Regions from separate parts of the Homo sapiens genome. Here region 2 is linked to region 1. Evidence: read pairs that join two places in POLR2A ChIA-PET (ENCODE). Cell type or tissue: endothelial cell of umbilical vein. All regions are shown on one strand. Each heading gives the region's core, and the rest is flanking DNA. Links, peaks and the distances in the headings are about the cores only. Region 1 overlaps CLDN11 (claudin 11). Region 2 overlaps SLC7A14-AS1 (SLC7A14 antisense RNA 1).

The links. ChIA-PET counts read pairs that join two places held together with the same protein. Peaks named below come from ENCODE experiments on the same cell type or tissue, not always from the same donor. Only the 100,000 strongest peaks of a DNase experiment are listed, where the experiment ranks them.
Region 2: POLR2A ChIA-PET joins it to region 1 with 10 read pairs; 2 of 35 experiments call an interaction of 5 or more read pairs at or near these places.

The regions. Positions count from the first base shown.
Region 1 is chr3:170,427,459-170,437,676 of GRCh38, forward strand. CLDN11 (claudin 11) reads left to right here. Exons shown (of 3, transcript NM_005602.6): 3 at 5,066-7,233. The coding sequence ends at 5,298. Among named protein-coding and RNA genes, the nearest start is that of MIR6828, 9.5 kb to the left of the region's middle. In endothelial cell of umbilical vein, for the core only: no CTCF peak of the experiment used is centred there; no DNase peak of the experiment used is centred there; H3K27ac peaks cover 258 bases.
Region 2 is chr3:170,747,009-170,757,226 of GRCh38, forward strand. SLC7A14-AS1 (SLC7A14 antisense RNA 1) reads left to right here. Exons shown (of 6, transcript NR_135556.1): 6 at 7,381-8,197. Among named protein-coding and RNA genes, the nearest start is that of RPL22L1, 120 kb to the right of the region's middle. In endothelial cell of umbilical vein, for the core only: no CTCF peak of the experiment used is centred there; DNase peaks (open chromatin) are centred at 4,693 and 6,823; H3K27ac peaks cover 5,721 bases.

The sequences.
Region 1 (10,218 bases), core at 1,389-9,388:
TTAAAATATAAAATTAGCAGGGCATGGTGGCACACGCCTGTAATCCCTGCTACTTGGGAGGCTGAGGCAGGAGAATCACTTGAACCCAGGAGGCAGAGGTTGTGGTGAGCCGAGATCGCACCATTGCACTCCAGCCTGGGCAACGAGAGCAAAAATCCATCTCAAAAAAACAAAAAACAAAAAAACCAACCAAAACTACAAAAATTAGCCAGGTGTGGCAGGTGCCTGTAATCCCAGCTACGCAGGAGGCTGAGGCACGAGGATTGCTTGAACCCATGTGGCAGAGTTTGCAGTGAGCTGAGATCATGCCACTGCACTCCAGCCTGGGCGACAGAGTGAGACTGTCTCAAAAAAAAAAAAAAAAAAGAAAAAGTCCTTTCAGTGGGAAGTGACAAAGCTTGAAAAAAGGTTCACTGGGGCCAGGCATGGTGGTTCACGCCTGTAATCTAGCACTTTGGAAGGCAGACGCGGGCAGATTGCTTGAGCCCAGGAGTTCGAAACCAGCCTGGCCAACATGGCAAAACCCCATCCCTACTAAAAATACAAAAGTTAGGCCAGCCTGGTGGTGTGCACCTGTGATTCCAGCTACTTGGGAGGCTGAGGATTGATGCTCGGGAGAATGAGTCTGCAGTGAGTCGAGATTGCACCACTGCCCTCCAGCCTGGGTGACAGATATCCTATCAAAAAAAAAAAAAAAAAGATTTATTGGAAGGAGGAAGAAATGTCAGTGTCTACTGATCTTGTCTTTCTCTGCCTCTTTGTCTGTCTGTCTGTCTCTCTTTCTCTCAGTTGTTACCTCCAACGTCAAACATACCTGTATTGATTTTATTTAACTTCATGTTTATTTAACTCCATGTGTTACCATGTGTCATCTCATCTTTAAAGAGATTAAAAGCCACACTTACATTTCATTGCTTTAAAATGGACTTCTCAAATATTTTCTGTTTGGTCACATCACCATCATTCTTAGTTTTTAACAAGGCATATCTTATCAATTAAAGAATGTATTGTGTTGCATTATTTGAAACTTGTTCTCAAAAGGGGCAAACAATTTTATTCTTTGAAGAGCAAGGAATTCTGCTTATGAGAGGACCAGGTTTAGATATATCTGTCTTTACATAGTGAAGCTTTCTTTTCCCTTCCCTTTCTCTCCCTTCTCTTCCCCCTTCTCCTCCTTCTCATTTTTAGCTAAGAATATACCTCAGTTTTACTTTCTGTTTTCCAACAACAAATGGTACCCCCCACCACCTTGTGTAGTTAGCTGTTGCATCTTCTGAAGGTAAAAAAGGAGAAAAACTGAAAAATCTGAGTGCTAAAATTACTCTGTCTTGTTTTTAGAGACTTAATTTAAAAATAAACTCTGATGATATAAAAAGAAAAAGAACAAAAATTCCCTTTGTCTGTCTTCAATTTTCTTGACCTTACAGGTAACTGACTTTCTAGAAAAACACTTTCTTTATTTTTCCCAAATAACAGAGAGAACCATTCCAAACTCATCTTTTTGGGTTTGCGAATAAAATTAAAACTATCAGGCCTTCTGTGTCTTTAAGAAAGGCAATTATTTTTGGCCAGTTATATTACTATTTCACATTTTTAAAAGTTAAGTAATGATTTGTCTTGAATTTTTAACTTTACTGGTCAAAACATATCTCTTTCTCTCTTGAAACCATTGCTGAAATTGAGTAAATTCTCCTTTTTTAGTTTTTAAACATTTCTCATTTTGGGTTCAATTGAAGGTCACTGTTTTCAGTGAGCCTCTCATTTCCTTTCATGTTGTGTGGCAGTCTGTCATTTTTTAGTGGTTTTGATGTGGTTCATCTTTGAGAGCCACAGGAATTCCACCCAGGGTTCATTTGTCTCCTAGGAAGTAAAGAGCCTGCTGGCACTCATTTGCCTTGTTTTGTGTGAATTGTAAGAGAAGGAAATCTTTAATGAGGTCAGTGATGAGCTTGCGACTTTAAGTGTGTTAAAGTCACAATAAGATTTTATGACTTTGGGTGTCAGTTTTGGTATGTATGAAGTAAAATGTAGAATTGAAATGAGACTACTTCTCATCTATCCATCCATTCGTTCCCCCGTTCACTCATCCATTCCTATGGAGGTTCATTGTATGAAATATTTAGACCTTTTTCTGATTTTTCCCTTTTTCTAATGATTTATATTGGAATAAAACCTAACAAAATCCCTAAAATACTCAAAACCAAGACTGATGGTTACTTTTGGGATATTGAGTCTGTTATTTCCCTGTGTGAAGATAATCTTGTTTTATGATTTGCTTAAGGGAACAATGAAATGAATTTAGAGGCAGTTTCTTGTCTTATTCTATAAAATCTCAGTGTGAAAGTTAGGTTAACAATAGATGTGGGGAATGCTTTCCTGCATGTGTGTGCACATGTGCTGTATGTGTAAATACAAAGTATAGTTGAAAAATATAAAACTTGATTTGAACCCTGAGTTGTTTTGAAACCAGTTAATTGTTTATAGGAAAGATCGGTTAGATTGAACCATATCAGTTGTTTGGGAATTAGAACTTTTTTCTCTACAGAATTCAGCTTTTCACTCCCCTTCTTTTTCCTCTAAACAAGCCTGGGTGTTTGGAAGCCTTTGCTAGGTTGCTGTTTTTTGCCCACAGCAGAACGAATGCCCACTTTTGAGGTTTAGGGCTGTGTAAGTAGATTGTGTATTGCTACGGAAAATCTACAGTAGTTCTCTCTGGCTGAAACACTCCAGAAGAGGATTTTAGTCCCTTTTGCTGACAGAGAAAAAGGTTTTTCTCTGTGTCTTGCTGAAAGTAGAGACTCTGATAATAGCCAAGCAATTCTCCAAGAGTGCCTGATTTGGAGTTCACGCCAGAGAAGAGAAAGAAAAAGACTTTCCCCTGCATCTGAGGTTTCCAAAGTCCTGAGCTAGAAAGGGAGGTTTCACGTACACACTGCTTTTCTTGAACATTCTAGTCACAGAAGGAAAATACATCTTCTCATGGTATCTCATATGAAAATATTACAGAAGCTGGCATGACTGTGCTTACTTTTTAAGAAAAAGGAAGCATTAGCATATGGATAGATTTTAGCTTCTTCTTTTTCTCTTTTTTTTTTTTTGACACAGAATCTTGCTTTGTTGCCCAGGCTGGAGTGCAGTGGCAAGATCTCCGCTCACTGCATGCAACCTCTGCCTTCTGGGTTCAAGCAATTCTCCCTGCCTCAGCCTCCTGAGTAGCTGGGATTACAGTCACCCACCATCCATGCCTGGCTAATTTTTGTATTTTTTTGTAGAGATGGGGTTTTGCCATGTTGGCCAGGCTGATCTTGAACTCCTGACCTCAGGTGATTCGCCCACCTTGGCCTCCCAAAGTGCTGGGATTAAAGGTGTGAGCCACCATGCCTGGCCAATTTTAGCTTCTTAGATAATCTATAAATAATTAATGGAGTGAATTTGGGCTGTTAGAAAGCCAATCTGGGCAATTCATAGCTTTTCAAATTAACTCTCTTCCTTCTGATTTCCTCTTGAGATCTATTCTTTTTAAGGATAGAAATCATATCTTCCTACATATATCTATACCCAGCTTGTGGGGGTGGGCTTAATCTATTGTCAATAAAAATCTATGTTACAAGCAACACAAATGCGATGAGATTGTTTAAAAGGTCTTTCAAAATGGGTAAGACCAATCTTTTTTCCATTTAGAACTAATATACAAGGCTGTTAGATTTGATTGCTTATGTTAAGTTATATTTCTTCTCTGTGGGCATAGAGAGTAAGTTAGAAAATCACTTACTATGAGTAGAAATCAGAAAAAAGCTTGCTGAGTTGAAAGTGATAACGGTACCCCTGGTGGCAAACATCAGACTGGCAGTGCAGTATCTGTCTTGAATTTGTTGATGGAAACCTCATTGTTATTATTATTGTTATTATTATTTTTCTGTCTGCCAACTTTAATGTGCCATCTCAACTTAAAGAGGTTTGGAGTTACTTTGTTTAGAGCTGTGTTGTTCGGTACAGTAGCCACTAGCTACATGTGGCCATTTAAATTAAAATTAATGAAAATTCAAAATTCAGTTCTTCATCTCACTAGCCTCATGGCAAATGATCAATGGTCCCACATAACTTGTGGCCACTCCATTTGACAGTGCTGGTCTAGAGATTTGAAAAAAGTAAAAAAAAGTCTTTATAGCCTCTTGCCTGCCCATGTTTTGTTACTTTGCTTATAAAGAGGTGAAAAACTACATGATATATAAGCTATTTCTTATTTTACTCTATAAAATCAAAACCAAAATGAAGATTAGATTGATTGGTGCAAGACCATAAGTAAAGTTCTACCATTTTGACCCTTGAATGGGTGAGTTTTTCTACTCCAAGGACTGTTCATTTGTGTGTTGGGATTTTGTGATTGTGAACAGTGTAATAAAAACTTGAACCTTTATCTGGTACTCCGTTTTCATCTAGCAACATTCACCACAGCAAGAGAAATTTCATACCTTCTCCAGATCTTTGTAATGTGAATTGACCAAACTGAGAAAATAGAGTGGAAAATTGAGGTGGCTGCCATCTTGTTTCTCATATTTGAATAGCTCAGATCATTCAGCCATTCAACTGGTCTACATTGAGCACATACTATTTGCCTTGTACCAAGGTAGACATAGGTAAGACATGGACCCTACCTTCAAAGAACTCAGAGCTTAGAATGATGCATAGACATGTAAAGGGGTAATTATAATACAATTAAGTAAGAATACTAATTTTAGAATTATAACTGTAGATATGAAGTGTTGATATACAAGTAAATACAAATAAATATTTTTTGGACTTAAATGGTTTATTTCTAGGTTTTTACACTGGAATTGTTTTGTCTCTGTTACCTGCTGAAAAAAATAAGGACCCAGCAGTCTACTTCTTCTACAGATGCCAACTGCTACATATTGGTTCAGTGTTGAGGGAGCAGAACTGTGTGTATGGAGCTTTTTGGAGCTGGTTGGAAGCCACAAGTGTGTGTATGTGGAGTGAGTGGGCCTGCCCAAGTGCTTGGTGTGTGATGGTTGCGCCCAGTCACCGCCTCTCCATGTCTCTCCAGCTCTCTGCGCCCTTGTTGCCACCATCTGGTTCCCTGTGTGCGCCCACCGTGAGACCACCATCGTGAGCTTTGGCTACTCCCTGTATGCAGGCTGGATTGGTGCTGTGCTGTGCCTCGTGGGTGGCTGTGTCATCCTCTGCTGCGCTGGAGATGCCCAGGCCTTTGGTGAAAACCGTTTCTACTACACTGCGGGCTCTAGCTCCCCGACTCATGCGAAGAGTGCCCACGTATAAGAGGGCTGCCCGGCTGCCCACAGAGGTGCTGTAGATGCTGGGCCCAGGGCCCTAGGTTTGCTCGTCACAGTGTGGGGAAGCCCATTCCTCTGCCAGGCTCTAAAGCCAAAGGTCTAGAAAAGCATCCTGTCTGGCATTTTGTAGTCTTAACTTCTCCCCATTTCCCCCATCTTTTGGTTGCCTTAAAAGAAATCTCTAGCTCAGATAATGCCCAGACATTTTTTTCCCTTGGTGTTGCCCCTATTAGCTCTTTTCTTGGGCATTCTTTTGCTGTTTATTAAAAATATATTATATATATTTTGTTTCTTTAAATTTCAAATGTTTTGCAAACATCACTGAGTTAGGTGGGGGTGGGGAAGAGAAATACAAGATACTTTTTTTTTTTTTTTTTTTTTTTTTTTTTTAAATAGGGCCTCACTCTGTTGCTCAGGCTGGAGTGCGGTGGTGTGATCTCGGCTCATGTAGCCTCAACCTCCCCGGCTCAAGTGATCCTCCTGCCTCAGCCTCCCAAGTAGCTGGGACTACAGGCGTTCACTACTACACCCAGCTAATTTTTAAGTTTTTTATAGAGATGAGGGCTCCCTATGTTGCCCAGGTTGGTCTCGAACTCCTGGACTCAAAGTATCCTCCCGCCTCGGCCTCCCAAAGTGTTGGGATTATAGGAGTGAGCCACCACACCGGCCAAGATGCTTTTCAAACTGATACAGATGACAATGGGAGCCTCATAAAGATGGCTTTTGTTTCTTCCCTTCAAGGTCATTTACTTGTACGAGACAGAAAAAGATAGCATTGGGGACATGGGATGGGGGAGGGAGGGCAATAGTGGAACGAACTTTCCATGGGAAACTTTCCCTTTTGTAAGTTGAGGGCCAGGGGTAGGGATATTTTTTAGTTTGTGATTTTACATTTATCTGTACATACTTTTTCAAGATTGATCATTTTTATAACCATGGTTTTCCTGAAATCCTCAATTCATCAATATGAAGGAAATGAACCACATAGACTTTATGCAATAAATAACAGTGCAAGTGAGTATAACTCTAACTGATGTTCCACAAAACATTTTTGATTTCAGGTTTGTATGATGTAGTTTTTAATCGTACATTTTCATATGCTTCAAACTAACACATTTTTAAAGCTTTCCCCCACTTTTCTCTCTATTTGTATTGTTAGCCATCTTGAAGTGATGTTGTTTAACATAAATTGTACTGTTGAATTTGGCTTTACGGGTGTAAACACTGATGGTATATCAGTATCTGAGACCCCAAACTCTCCAAATACTGATGGTGCATTTTATTCTTGAAGTGAAATCTGTGCAATAAAATAACAGACTGTCTGCAAAACTGGCCTTCAATCTTCTGTTGTATCCAGAGGTATCATTATTGATTTAAAAAAATCTCATTAATCTCTACTGGTAATTTATAGGGAATCTGATCAGTGATTCAAGAACAAGTAATTCTGCATTGCCTTGAATAATTAAAAAGTTATATTTTATTCACGGTATTGCAGTGGTAATTTGTGGTCATGAAAGCATAACCTCAGTGCTCTCTAGGTTTCTTAAGTGGGGTGACTTTATGGCATCTTTAATCATCGATCAATGGGCAGCAATCAGAAACAAAGTTCTCAGCATTATGCAGTTAATGTCCTTCATCTACTTCTAACACTTAGTAAAGGAATTGATTGGCTAGGTATAAAAAGAGAATTAACGAAACCTATTTTATTGGATCTTTAAGTAATAATATCTAAATACATTTCGTTCAAACATACATATGTAGCTGTTTGGACATTTTGGACAAAGACACATTGAGTTGATTTTTATTTGTTTTTCTGTTCCAGAAACTTCATCAAGTTACGGGCCTGGTCTAAGAAAACACATTGCAATCTATTTTGGCAGACTTCTTTCAAATAAAATACTAATTTCATTAGCTGATAGTATAGTAATTGGCAAACATTTCCTCTTTGGAAATACCAATTTGGGCTAGCCATTTTGCAGAAATTTGTGTAGTTTTGATTATAACCTGTTGGAGAGCATTTCTAAATTACTTATACATAAAAGATAATCTTTTTTTTGTTTGTTTTTTTGAGAAGAAGTCTCGGTCTGTTGCCCAGGCTGGAGAGCAGTGGTGCGATCTCGGCTCTCTGCAACCTCCGCCCCTTGGGTTCAAGCGATTCTTGTGCCTCAGCCTCCCAAGTAGCTGGGACTACAGGTATGTGCCACCACACCTGGCTAATTTTTGTATTTTTAGTGGAGACAGGGTTTTGCCATGTTGGCCGGGGTGGTCTGGAACTCCTGGCTTCAAGTGATCCTCCTGCATCAGCCTTCCGAAGTGTTGGAATTATAGGCGTGAGCCACCGTGCCTGGCCATAGAAGACAATTTTTATGTTAACTAAAATATTTGCTTAGCTATTATAATATAGCTTTTGTAAGGATAAAAGTCATGTGACTACATTGGAGGACTCTCCCTACCTCATTAAAAGTTGTCAAGGTATAACGATTATGAACCAGAAGGGAGCAAAAAGCGTTTGAGGGAGTGGACGAGGAGGCTTCAGACCCCATGATCCCTTTCCTCACAACCACCAGCTTGTGTCAGAAGTGTCATTAAGTGGGTCTCCTCTCTTATGGATGTATTGACTCGCCCGCTCCTTCCCTGAGCTGCTGCTTGTTTTCTCTCATAAGGGGGCTGCTGCATGAGCTCCACTTTTCCCTTCCGTGTAAGAAGAGAGACTCCCAAATCGCTCCTAGCTGACCATTCCCTGACTAATGAGGGAATCCCAATTTGGAGGTCATAACTCTAGTGTTAGGTTTAGTATCAGTTTGATGGAGGAGAGGTTGATGTGCCTCTAGAACAGTACTGTCCACTAGGAATACGATGTGAGCTGTTTAAAATTTTCCAGTAGCCACATTTCAAAAGCTAAAAATAAACAAGTGAAATTAATTTATTTTATTTGATCCAGTACATCCAAAATATTATCATTTCAATATGTAATCAATTGATGAGATATTTCACGCCCTTGTTTTTGTATTGTCTTTGGAAGAGCGTGTATTTTACACTTGCAGCACATTTCCATTTACACCAGCCACATTTCAAGTGTTCAGTAGCCACATGTGGCTGGAGGCTTTTGGATTGGACAGCACAACTGTGGAACAACAGGTTCTGTCTCAGTAACCATCGAGAGGATCAGTCTTGATTATCTTATCTGCTGTCATTAGAGTCCCCTGAGAACTTGGCAATTACAATTTATTGAAGAATTTTAATAAATCTTCACCTAGGTGAAGACAATGACCTCCAATCACGTGTAAAATGGCAGGCTTAAAGTACTCTGCGTAAGTAACATGGCAAAGGGAATTTACGCTGTTGAGACCTGTATGTGTTAGGAACGTCATACATTTAATCCTCCCCATGGTCCCCATTTTATAGATGAGGAAAATAGTATGTGGAGAGTTTAAGTTGTCAAGATCATATAGCCACTATATAAACAAAAAGGGATTTAAGACTATGTGACTCTAAAGCCCGAGTTGTCCAATTTAAGAATCATGGCTAGGGCCGGGCGCAGTGGCCCACACCTGTAATCCTAGCACTTTGGGAGGCCAAGTGGGGCAGGTTGCCTGAGCTCAGGAGTTCGAGACCAGCCTGGGCAACACGGTGAAACCCCGTCTATACTAAAGTACAGAAGAAATTAGCTGGGTGTGGCAGCTTGCACCTGTAGTCCCAGCTACTCGGGAGGCTGAGGCAGAAGAATTGCTTGAACCTGGGAGGCGGAGGTTGCAGTGAGCCGAGATCACGCCAGCGTACTCCAGCCTGGGCGACAGAGCAAGACTCCGTCTCTTCAAAAAAAAAAAAAAAAAAGAAAAAGAAAAAGGAAAAAAAAAAAGAATCATGGCTAGGTAATAAAGTAAACTGGAGATTCACTCTCTTCATTAGGGTGGGAGCCAAGAATGTGCATTGTTGTTGTGTATCCTCAGTGATTCTTATAAGGTGGTCCCCACACTACACTTTGAGAAACAGCAAATAAAAGGACTTCTTTCTCATGCCTTTCTGTAAGTGCGGCTCATGTCCTCCCTGGTCTCTTGTTTGATGGTCACTGGAGATGAGATGATTTTGAGAATCGCACCATGCTTTACTCTCTCTCTTTAGCCTGTTCTGAAGAGACCACATGCAGGGGATTTTTGATTTGAAAATGAAACAGTCTGGCTCATGTTTTCCAAGAATTTGATAGAAACCAAATTAGAGAGAAAAGAATGTTTCAAGGCAATCTCTGAATCTAAGGATGTTAGTTACAATGACAGTAATAAAAAAGAGAAGATTGTGTGCTTAAAGAATACAAGTTACATATTTGTGCTGAATTGGTGGTTTGGGTTAACAATAGAACAAGGTTTAGTTGTATCTTGCCCTGTTTTTTTTTTTTTTTTTTAAATTAAAAAGAAATCTGCGTGTCAGTGTTTCTCTATACAATGTACACAATGTGAACTGCAACATCTTAAATGTTTGGCAGGACATTCATGCTCATGACATCACATGCTGAGAGGACAGGGAGGCCAGTGTGGGGCTGGCCTCGAAGAGAGGCGGCATCAGTGCTACCATTGAGATGTCCCCACAAAAGAGTGTGTGACAGCCAGATGTGCAGCTTAATGGAGACTGAACCAGGATTGTGGGTGGAACATTGGCACATGCTGCTTATGGCTTGAATAGCAGCTCTTGAGGAATCTATATTTCTCTACCTCATGCAGAATCTTAGAGCTCTGGCTTTGTGGCTCCATGGCTGGGGGAGGGAGTGGAGACGGAGGAACTTGTCACTGCTCCATGCCCCATTGTTGAAATGGAAAATGTGGAAATGTTAAGCCGTTTCTAGAGGATTGTGGAAGGTAAGAATTGCTTCCAAATATAAAAATACAAATACAAAAGATCACCTGATCGTCAC
Region 2 (10,218 bases), core at 1,513-9,512, 320 kb after region 1:
CTCAAAAGCCTTGCTGATCAAATCCACCCAAGTTCTTCCTACCAACTTCAGCTAGACCTGAGATGCCACCTACAGACCCTGGGGTCTACGTAGGGCATGTATACCTTTCTCAGGTCCTCAAGGCTGCTTTAGCACCTCTTACCTTCTGTGTCACTGAGCAGAAGGGGGACCTCTGAACCCCAGTTTTCCTCTTTGACCCCCCTTTTTTCCATCCTTGAGAGCTCTTCCTTTATGTTTACCACTTAGGAAGTAACCCCTCAATGACAGCCAATACTGCCACATGTCATTTACCTTATCCATCAATTATCTTTGCTATCATTTGAATTTTTCACCTCTCCAGATTGTCTTTATATTGAAGACACTTATAGCCTTAAAAATAAAGTGGAAACTTTCTACCCAATCAAGTTGCCTCCTCTTCTTTCTCCTTCATTTTGTCAAAAAAACCTTTGCATGTCTTTACTATTGACCTCCATTTCCTTAAAACCAATTTCTTCCCTAACCCCTTAAAATGTAGCTTCTGTCCTGTCTTACTGAAACTCTTCTTTGGAAAATTAAAAGTAACCCATAAAGCCAAGAGTCTGTCCTCTGCTATTATCCACGTAAACCCCACACTGAAATAGCTGTAATTTTTTTTACCATCCTGTTCTTTAAAAATTTTTTTTCCTCTAAAATAAAATATGTATACAAATGTGCAAGCTACATGAATACACAGCTTGATGGATTGTTATCCATGTAATCACTTCCCAGGACAAGAAATTAAACAATGCCAGTCTCCCAGCTGCGACCCTTCCAGTTCCCATCCTGCCCTCCTCAAGGCAACCACTACCCTTGTTTCTACATCACTTACTTGCTTGCCTTTTCTTACTCTTTTGCCACTAGTGTGCACCCCTAAATACTTAGTTTTGTCTATCAATTGGAACCAAACAGTATATTCTTTTTTTTCTTGAGACAGAATCTCACTCTGTCACCCAGGCTGGAGTGCAGTGGCATGATCTCGGCTCACAGCAACCTCCACCTCCCGAGTTCAAGTGATTCTCCTGCCTTGGCCTCCCAAGTAGCTGGGATTACAGGTGCCCGCCACCATGCCTGGCTAATTTTTTGTATTTTTAGTAGAGACACGGTTTCGCCTTGTTGGCCAGGAGGGTCTCGAACTCCTGAGCTCAGGTGATCCACCTGCCTCGGCCTCCCAAAGTGCTGGGATTACAGGTATGAGCCACTGTGCCTGGCCCCAAACAGTATATTCTGTTTGGTTATAATAATATTTTGGATCTGGCTTCTTTCAGCCAACATTATATTTGTGAGATTTATTTGTTTTCCTGCATTTAGATGCAGTTTAGTTATTTTTATTGCTCTTATAGTGTTTCACACAATATACCACAATTTATTTATCCATCCTACTGTTGATGGCCATTTGCGTTGTTTCCAGATGGAGGTAGGATGAATAGTGTTGCTCTAAACATTCTTGTGTATGTCTTTTGATGTGTGGGCACACATTTCTTCTGGAGATATGCCTAAGAGTGGAATTACTGAGGAATAGATTGCATTATCCAGTACTTTAGTAAACAGTGCCACACAGTTCTCCAGAGTGTTGTGTTTGTCTTCATTTACACTCCCACCAGCAGTATATCAGTTTCTATAGTTCTAAATCCTCACCAAAACTTGGCATAATCAGTCTTATTAATTTTGGCCATAAAGGTAGTTGTATAATATTTTAAATTTGCTTTCCAATGATTGTTAGTTGATATCCTTTCACACATTTTGGACATTTGGATATTCTTTATTTATAAAGTACCTTTTCAAGTCTCTTGCCTGTTTATCCTTTGTACTGCCTTTCATTTTCTTATTTATTTGTAGTAGTTGTTCATATAGTCTCCATTATGTTCAGTGTCAGTTACCTGTGTTGTCAATATCTTCTCCAATCTGTGGCTTGCCTTTTCACTATCTTAATGGTTACTTTTGAAGGACAGAAAATGTTAACATTAATTAAATTGTTCCATATTTTCCTTAACAGCTAGTGGTTTTAGTCTCCTGTTTAAAAAGTATTCTCTAACTCCTGTTCTTGAAGTTTTTTCTTCTCAATGTTTCAGGGACCCTGCATTTTTCTCAGTTCTTTTCTCCTTTCTAAAGTTCCATCTCAGTTTCCTTCATGGGTTTTTCTTCCTTTCCCCATATTCCGTGTGGCTACCTCAGTATAAGGTGCTGTCCTCTGCCTCTTTGCTCTATGCTCTTTCTCCTCAACATTCACCTCTCAGCAGATCCACTCCTCTCCCTAGCACCAGACTGGCATATCTGTGTGCTGGGCCATTCAAGTCAACAGTTCAGTTCTTTGATATCTATTGAGAAATTTCTCAGTATCAGGCTTTGTGCTGGGTGCTGGGACTACTCACATGAACATCACACAATCCTTTCCCTTGGGCAAACCACTGAATGAAGATACCTATAATCTAGTCACAGTGATACTCAAAATATTCCAGGCTCATCAACTCCCCCTATTCCCCAACATGCTCTTACTGATGGAGCAATGGCCCCATCATCTCTTTAAACACACAAGATGCGAGGGTCATGTTGAACTTCTCTTTCTACCCCATCTAATATCCAATGATGTGACAAGCCCTGTTTGTTTTAAGTCTACACTTTAAACTCCCATCTTCCCTTCTTTCCACCCCCTCTCCCCACCCTGTGGCCCTCACATTAAGTTCCTTACTATGCCTCTCATAGAGGGCTGAATTGGCCTCCTAAATGGTATCTCTACATCCAATTTCTTCCCCCTCACTCAGCAGGCTCCATTCTCATGGGTCATTTGCCTTGGGAACAGGCTTTCAAGGAACAATATTATCAGAGTGATTGTCTTCTTCCTATTATTCAGAAGTCTCTTTGAAGGAAAGAACTAAACAGAATCTTACTCATCTTTGAGAAATATCTACTTGTTCCATCAGTGAGTGTGGATTGTGAGGCTCTGAGTGCCTCATAAGTTGCCTGACTTGACAGATGTAAGCAGCAAACATCATACTGATGAGGATAGATAAGGGTCTAACATATGGTTTCAGCTCTAAGTGCCATGAAGCTCCTGAGAAATTCCCACTCTGGCCTTTGCAATAGATTCCAGAAAATCCTCTACTCTTCCAATTTTATCACATCCTTCAAAACTTTGTGATTCTGGATTACATTTCATTAGGATATTTGTTCTTTACTCTTTGAAAATGGGAAGTACCAGAATAATTTGTCTATGTTGCTCACTTAATCAAAAACTTTCCATGAACAACTCCTCACAGCCTGCAGCCAAGCTCCTTAGGATTTGGTCCAATCTGCTTTCTTGGCTTGTTCTCCTACTTAGCATACTTACCACCAATCAGATTCCTGCCCATATTCTATTTGTATTGTGTGCATTCTGGTCTTTGATCAAGTTGTCACATCTGTCTACAAAGCCTTCCTGCTCCATCTTGGCATGTCCAGATCTTACATCTCCTTCAAATCTCAGCTCAAATGCCTCCTCTTCCATGAGGTTTAAGGGAGGTCTTTTAACCAGAAGCACATATTCCCTTTCTGAACCTCCAGCATTTAATTTTTATCTCCGACCACACCAACCACCCTCCCCTTATGGTAGCTGGCTGGTTACCTATCACTTGTCTTTCCAGGACAGACCTGTGTCATTCTCATCTTTGTGTTCCTTACAAAGCCTTGTAGATTGCTTCCCACAAGGCGGATACTCAGTAACCATTTGCTGCATGATTAGGATATATATTGAGAACATGTGACAGGCAAAACTCAGTAGTAGGCACTATAGAGATATATAAATACAATTCCATTTCTGCTCAAAACATGTACAATCAAGTAAGGCATTTACATATGTACTACACAGTAAACATTAGCATGTTATACATTTCATAAAAAAGCTTTGAAATGCTGTAACTTTAATCCTTTAAACCCATCTTTTTCAACTTACAAAACACACAGAACTTTTAAAAGAAACTATTGCAGCATTCACTTGAGTTATTTTTATCATGCTATTATTCAAATAAGAACAAACATAAAGCTTATGGTTATAGCATGTGATACCTATAAAATCAAGACACACTTATAAATTGTAACCAAGCAAAATTATTCTTTATTGTGTCAACTGTTTCGGGCTACAAGATGCCTTGAACAAGCTAGGAGGAGCTTGATGGAGAGTGATCTGGGGTCAGGGAGACTATTGGTTGGGAGCCCCCATTCCTGGGAAGTAGAGCTTTAGGCTAGGGTATATATCAGAGTCTGCATCTTTGATGTGATGCAATGGGTGAGAAAGAGAAGTGGCAGAGGCAGCCAAGCAGAGGAAATCCTCAAGAAGAGGGATTCTAGCAGCCACAAAGAGGCATAAAGACCAGGATAGACCCCAGGAAGCATAGGAAAAGAGCATCTCAGAAAAATGCTTTTGGGCAACATTTAGTTTGAGCTTGTGCTCTCTCTTAGACTCTCTGCTAAAGACTTCCCATTAATGCCATTATTTAATCCTCACAGTAAACCACAAGAGAGGCACTATCATTAGTCATGGATCAGGAAATGAGCATTAAGGAAATTCCATAATTTCCATCAAGTGCAAAACTGGCAAGTGAGAGAGCCTGAATTTGAATCCAGATTTACCTGACCCTAGAGTCTGAGCCTGTAACCAGTATGCAGGACCACCTCTTGGCTGGCTCCTGGCCTCCTGGCCCCATGTATTTGTTTTCTTTTATTTCTAAATGGCAGCTGGGGAATGTTACCAGGAAAGTAAACTCCCTGAGTCATTCAGGATTGGGCACCAACCCAAGCATGCCTGTACCCTCCAGGGAAATGTGGGGAGGAAGAGGGAGGAAAGCAGAGATGGAACGTGTTTTAGAGGGGGCCTCAGGCAAGTCATGCTCACAGGGACCGAATTTCAGAAGGACCCCCTGAGATTTCTCATAGAACATTTGGTTTCAACTCCAAATATCTTTTAAGTTTGCACTGTGCACCTATCACTGTGTTTAGTGTTTGGTTGATTCAGGATTTTTGAATTACCCCAGAAGTGATTACAGCTCCCACACACATGAGCAGGATATGCTGAGTGTGTGAAAGAGAAGTCTGGGGTTTGACAGGATGGTGTTTATTAGAGCCATTTAGGAAGAAAAGAGAGAGCTCCCTTCTGAGTTGTTGCTGCTGACACCAATCTGTGCATTCACACTGAGGACAAGTTTGATGACAAATCAGTAGCATGCATTCATATGCCTCTCAAGAGCATGTTTATAGAACCTACTGGTGTATAATACAATATGCAGATTCCAAAGAAATAGAAGTCAGAGTCCTTACTCCTCTCTCTAGTTGTTGATGACACAGCTGAGATTTAAGTTTATAGAGCAAAATAAACAACTCAGGCTCAAAATGGCACTAGCCATCCCTAGAAGTTACAGTGCCCACAGATAAGGCCAACTGCAGACTATGTACAGGAAGTACAGAGAAATGTCAGTTTCCACTCCCACCCCTCTTTGGAATCTTTCCCTTGAACCCACAAATCCAAATCGGGGGATAGAAATCTGAGTAAATATGCATTAGCTTCAGATTCTTTAATTCTATGGGACCCAGAATGGGCTTGCTGGGATGTTAGGGGCCTAATGCCCGAGTGTTCTAGGGGCTCCTGGGGATTAAGAGATAATCAGTATTGTCCTTGAGGGTAGGGACAGTATGTTTGGGCCCCCATCACCTAGAGCAGTGTCTGACACATAGCAGTTGTGTAATAAATGTTGGTTAATGAATCAACAAATGGTGTTCCAGGGACTTCAAACTTGGTGAAAGTGGCATGGTGGTCAAGTGATGAGTAGGAGAGAGTGGGGCAAAGCCTGGTAGCATTTGCCTGGAGCCCTACAAGATACCTGGTGAATGTAGATTCAAATCAGAGTGGCTAGGTTTCACCAGAGACCTCGTGCTGCTGCCCTCTTTCCTGAACAGATGCCATCCGACTATCTGATTTCATCAGGAAAACAGGAGGAAAAAATGATATTTTGCCTGAAGCCATTTTTAGAAGACGAGAGAGAATAGAGTCATTCTTGCCTGTCACTGCGGCTTGTTCAATTTAAACAAGCAAGATTCAGGAATGAGCAAACCATTAATGCAAAAGAAAAAAAATCAACATAAAATGCTCTGACGAGAACTCCTCTGTGTTCTTTTGAAAACATCATTTGGATGATAACTCAAAATTGGTTCACATTATCATTACCAGTTTGGGACACTTTGTTATCCATTTTAGTTCACTTATCTTATTTTTGACCCCAAGAAAGTACCGAGGCACCTTCTACTAGTCAAAAATTTAGGAAACAAATATCTTACCTTCACTGAAAAGGCATTTCGAATATAAAATAAGATGTGACAAGGTATCTTTCCTCCTTTAGATGCATAAGAAATTTTGCTTTGTTACTTATAGATTTTGTAATCTGTGATTCATGTTCAAAGAGAAAGCAGCAACCCACTGGGGAATTGCTCACATGAAAAGTGCACTTATTATATTAACTCCATTAGATGCACGTTAGAGTCTGTTCTCTGTATGGAAGGAGCTGAATAATAGCATACAAAATCACTGTTATTTGAGTTCCTGAGCAGCATCCTGGATTTCAAAATGACTCATAGAAAAATTATAAACAGCCCAAAGCTCACAAATTAGGGTAATAAAAAAAATCTCCATAATTTTTTCAATATGGTAGTATGACATGATTTTAGTAGTAGCCAAAGAAATAATCAATATTTAAAGATGTTTGTGACATGGAGAGCAAATGGGGGAAATGACCTATACTTGAATCAATTGGCAAGAGCTTGAAATACATTTTAAAATGGGGATTTCAAATCACCATCAAAGTATTTCTCTTAATTACTCATTTCCCTTGGAATTTACTGGAAGCATTTTCTACCTATGCTTATATTATCAATGACAAATGATACATTTAGTTCTGGGGAGCTACGATAAGGACTCACCCTTTGCATATCTATGTGTATATGTATTTATTTATATATAGATACATGTATACATAACATTTATATACATATACAAATATGTGTGCATTTTTCTTATCCTACCCTCTTCTGAATAAACTGTGAGGACAAATTGTCCTGGAGAGTCCTGGTACTAGAATAATATATTCATGAAGTGCAACAGTCATAATTTTATTCAAGTTTTGTTGTCTTTTCTCCCCCTGGGAAACTTCTGGAGGAATTAGATGTGTAAACCCAGAATACTGAGAAATTGCTAGTCAGAAAAAAATGGTTCTAATGAAACTGCCCTACTGATGAACTCTAACTTTCTCTATAGCTTCCTTAATAAAAACAACAGAGCAGCATTAATGTATTGCCTTTGCAGTTTCTTCACAAATTAAAATCCCTCTTTTTTTTTCTATCCAGAAGATCTGAAACTTCTATAAGCCCAGCATCTAAATCAGTTTTTGACTGAAATGAGTACAGGCAAGCTCTGAGGCAGCTCTATCCAGGGCTATGACAAGAATGAAGTGAACACATTTTACCCTACATGGAAATGTCCATTCCAACAAGTGCTAATTTGACAATGGTAATGATTACTATGGGTTGAATTGGATTATCCCAAAAGATATGTTAAAGTCCTAACCCCTGGTTCCTGTAAATGTGATTGTATTTGGAAATAGGATGGATGCAGATATCATTAGTTAACATACTGGAGTAGGGTGGATCTTTAATTAAATAAAACTGATGTCTTTGTAAGAAGAGAAGAGACACAGACACAGAGGGAAGATGACCATGTGAAGATGGAGGCAGAGATTGAAATTATGCTGCCACAAGCCAAGGAACTCTTGGGGCTACCAGAAGCTGGACGAGGGCAAGGGAGAATTGCCTGTAGAGCTTCGAAGGGGACATAGCTCTTCTATCAGCTTGATTTCAGAATTCCTGCCTCCAGAACTGCGAGACAAAAAAGCTCTGTTGTTTTAAGCCACCTAGTTTGTGTTACTTTGTTATGGCAGCCCTTGGAAATTAACAATGATTATAATAGTAATATGAATAATAGCAACAGCATCTCATTTACTGTTTTCTATGTGTTAATAACAATTCCAAGTGCTTTACACATATTATGGGCTTTAGGGTCTCATTTTACAGATAAGGAAGCAAGTAGAGAAAGCAAAAGAAAGACATTGAAACGTGCAATGGGGAAATTTGTTTCCATACAAATAAAACAAACCATCTGAGGAGCCTTCAAGAGTAGGCATCTTTCCATCACCAGCTTCCTGTTGGATGGGGTATCAGGAGACATGGCCTCTGGCCTTGATTTTGCCACACACTACCCTGTACTGTTTCTTGGAGATTGGATGATCTCAGAGGCGTCTCCCAGCCCTAAAACTCTAAGATTCCATTGAAAACTTGTAATTCAAGCAATCAAATAGTGAATGGTGACTTGCTAGGGACTGAGAGATGCCCTGAAGTCAGTGTGAGACACTTCCATGGGGCTGGTTGTGCAAATTCTCATGACACAGGGCTCTGGTCTTCCTTTTGGGCCCATAGGCACGTGCCCAGATGTGGCCCCAGGGCCTGAGGGATCAACAGGATGCCATGGTGCTGGGGACCCTGCACTGTCCAGTGTAGATGGTTTTCCCTTCTTCACCATACAGAGCCCTTGGTGAGCAGCTTCTCAACTTGCTGGGGGAGGGTCTGTGTGAGCTTGGGGCAGTGATCTTTCCTAGGGAGGTAGCAAGCTCACGATGCCAAATGGTAGGACCCATTTGATCTCCCAGCCAAACTGCAGTACCAGGTGAATAATTATAAAATGCAGAAAATGTGAGAAAACCTCAAAATCACCGCCACTGGCTGTGCTGCAATGCCAGGCCCTTGATGTGGGATCACATACCTGTGAATGCCTCCTTCCATTCATTCACCAGTGGCTCAACTTGCTGAAGCTTCAGAAGCTCTAACCCCATATGCTTTGTACCCTGGCCCTGTACAGAGTACATGAAACTAGCCCAGTAAGAAGTATCTTGGAGTATAAATCAAACACATATAGGTAGACTTCTGGGGCAAAACTTGCTTATTGAATTCAACCTTATCTATTGATAGTTGAGAAGGTAGTTTATTTTTTGAAATTAAAATTTTTATGGGGACATAGTAGGTTTATGTATTTATAGGGTATATGAGGTATTTTGATACAGGCATCTAATGTGTAATAATCACATTGGTTATTGGATGGTTAATGGCTACTTGGGAGGGTGAGGCATGAGAATTGCTTGAACCCAGGAGGTGTGCAATGAGCTGAGATAGTGCCACTGCACCCCAGCCTGGGCAACATAGCAAGACTCTGTCTCAAAAATAAATAAATAAATAATAAATGGCTCACTCATAACACTCTTAAAGAAATTTTATCCCCCTCCTTATTTTACAGAGGTAGAAAATGAGATCCAGAGAAATAACTTCCTAAGATCTGAGGGCTAATAAGTGGCAAAGCATGTGCCACCATGCCCGACTAATTTTTGTATTTTTAGTAGAGATGGGGTTTTTAGTAGAGACGAGTTTTCACCATGTTGGTCAGGCTAGTCTTGAACTCCTGACCTCAAGTGATCCGCCTCCCTTGGCTTCCCAAAGTGCTAGGATTACAGGCATAAGCCACCGCACCTGGCCTCAACAAATTGAATTTAAAGATCTAATTGACTTGTATAAGTCAAGTAGTATACCATCTTCAAAATAGAAAGGCTCTCTGATGATCAGAGCAGGGGGGTAGACTTTCCAGGAAGAAAAGGTTGAAGAAAACAAAAATCAGGAACCAACAGTAGATTGGTCATTTCAAAGTTACTTTCCTGGCCAGGCATGGTGGCTCACACCTGTAATCTCAGCACTTTAGGAGGCCGGGGTGGGCAGATCACCTGAGGTCAGGAGTTCAAGACCAGCCTGGTCAACACGGTGAAACCTTGTCTCTACTAAAAATACAAAAATTAGCAGTGGTGGCGGGTGCCAGTAATCCCAGCTACTCAAGAGGCTGAGGCAGGAGAATCGCTTGAACCCAGAAGGTGGAGGTTGCAGTGAGCCGAAGTCACACCACTGCACCCCAGCCTGAGCAAGAGTGAAACTTCGTCTCAAAAAAAAAGGTTACTTTCCTTACAGAGTTAAAGTAGAGGGGACTTCTTTCATGCTGCTTCAGGTTGACTGGGGCCCTTTGGATTAATTGCTGCAAATCTCCTGTTTTGTTTTTGTTTTTGTTTTTTTCTTTTTGAAAATTGGCCCATCTCT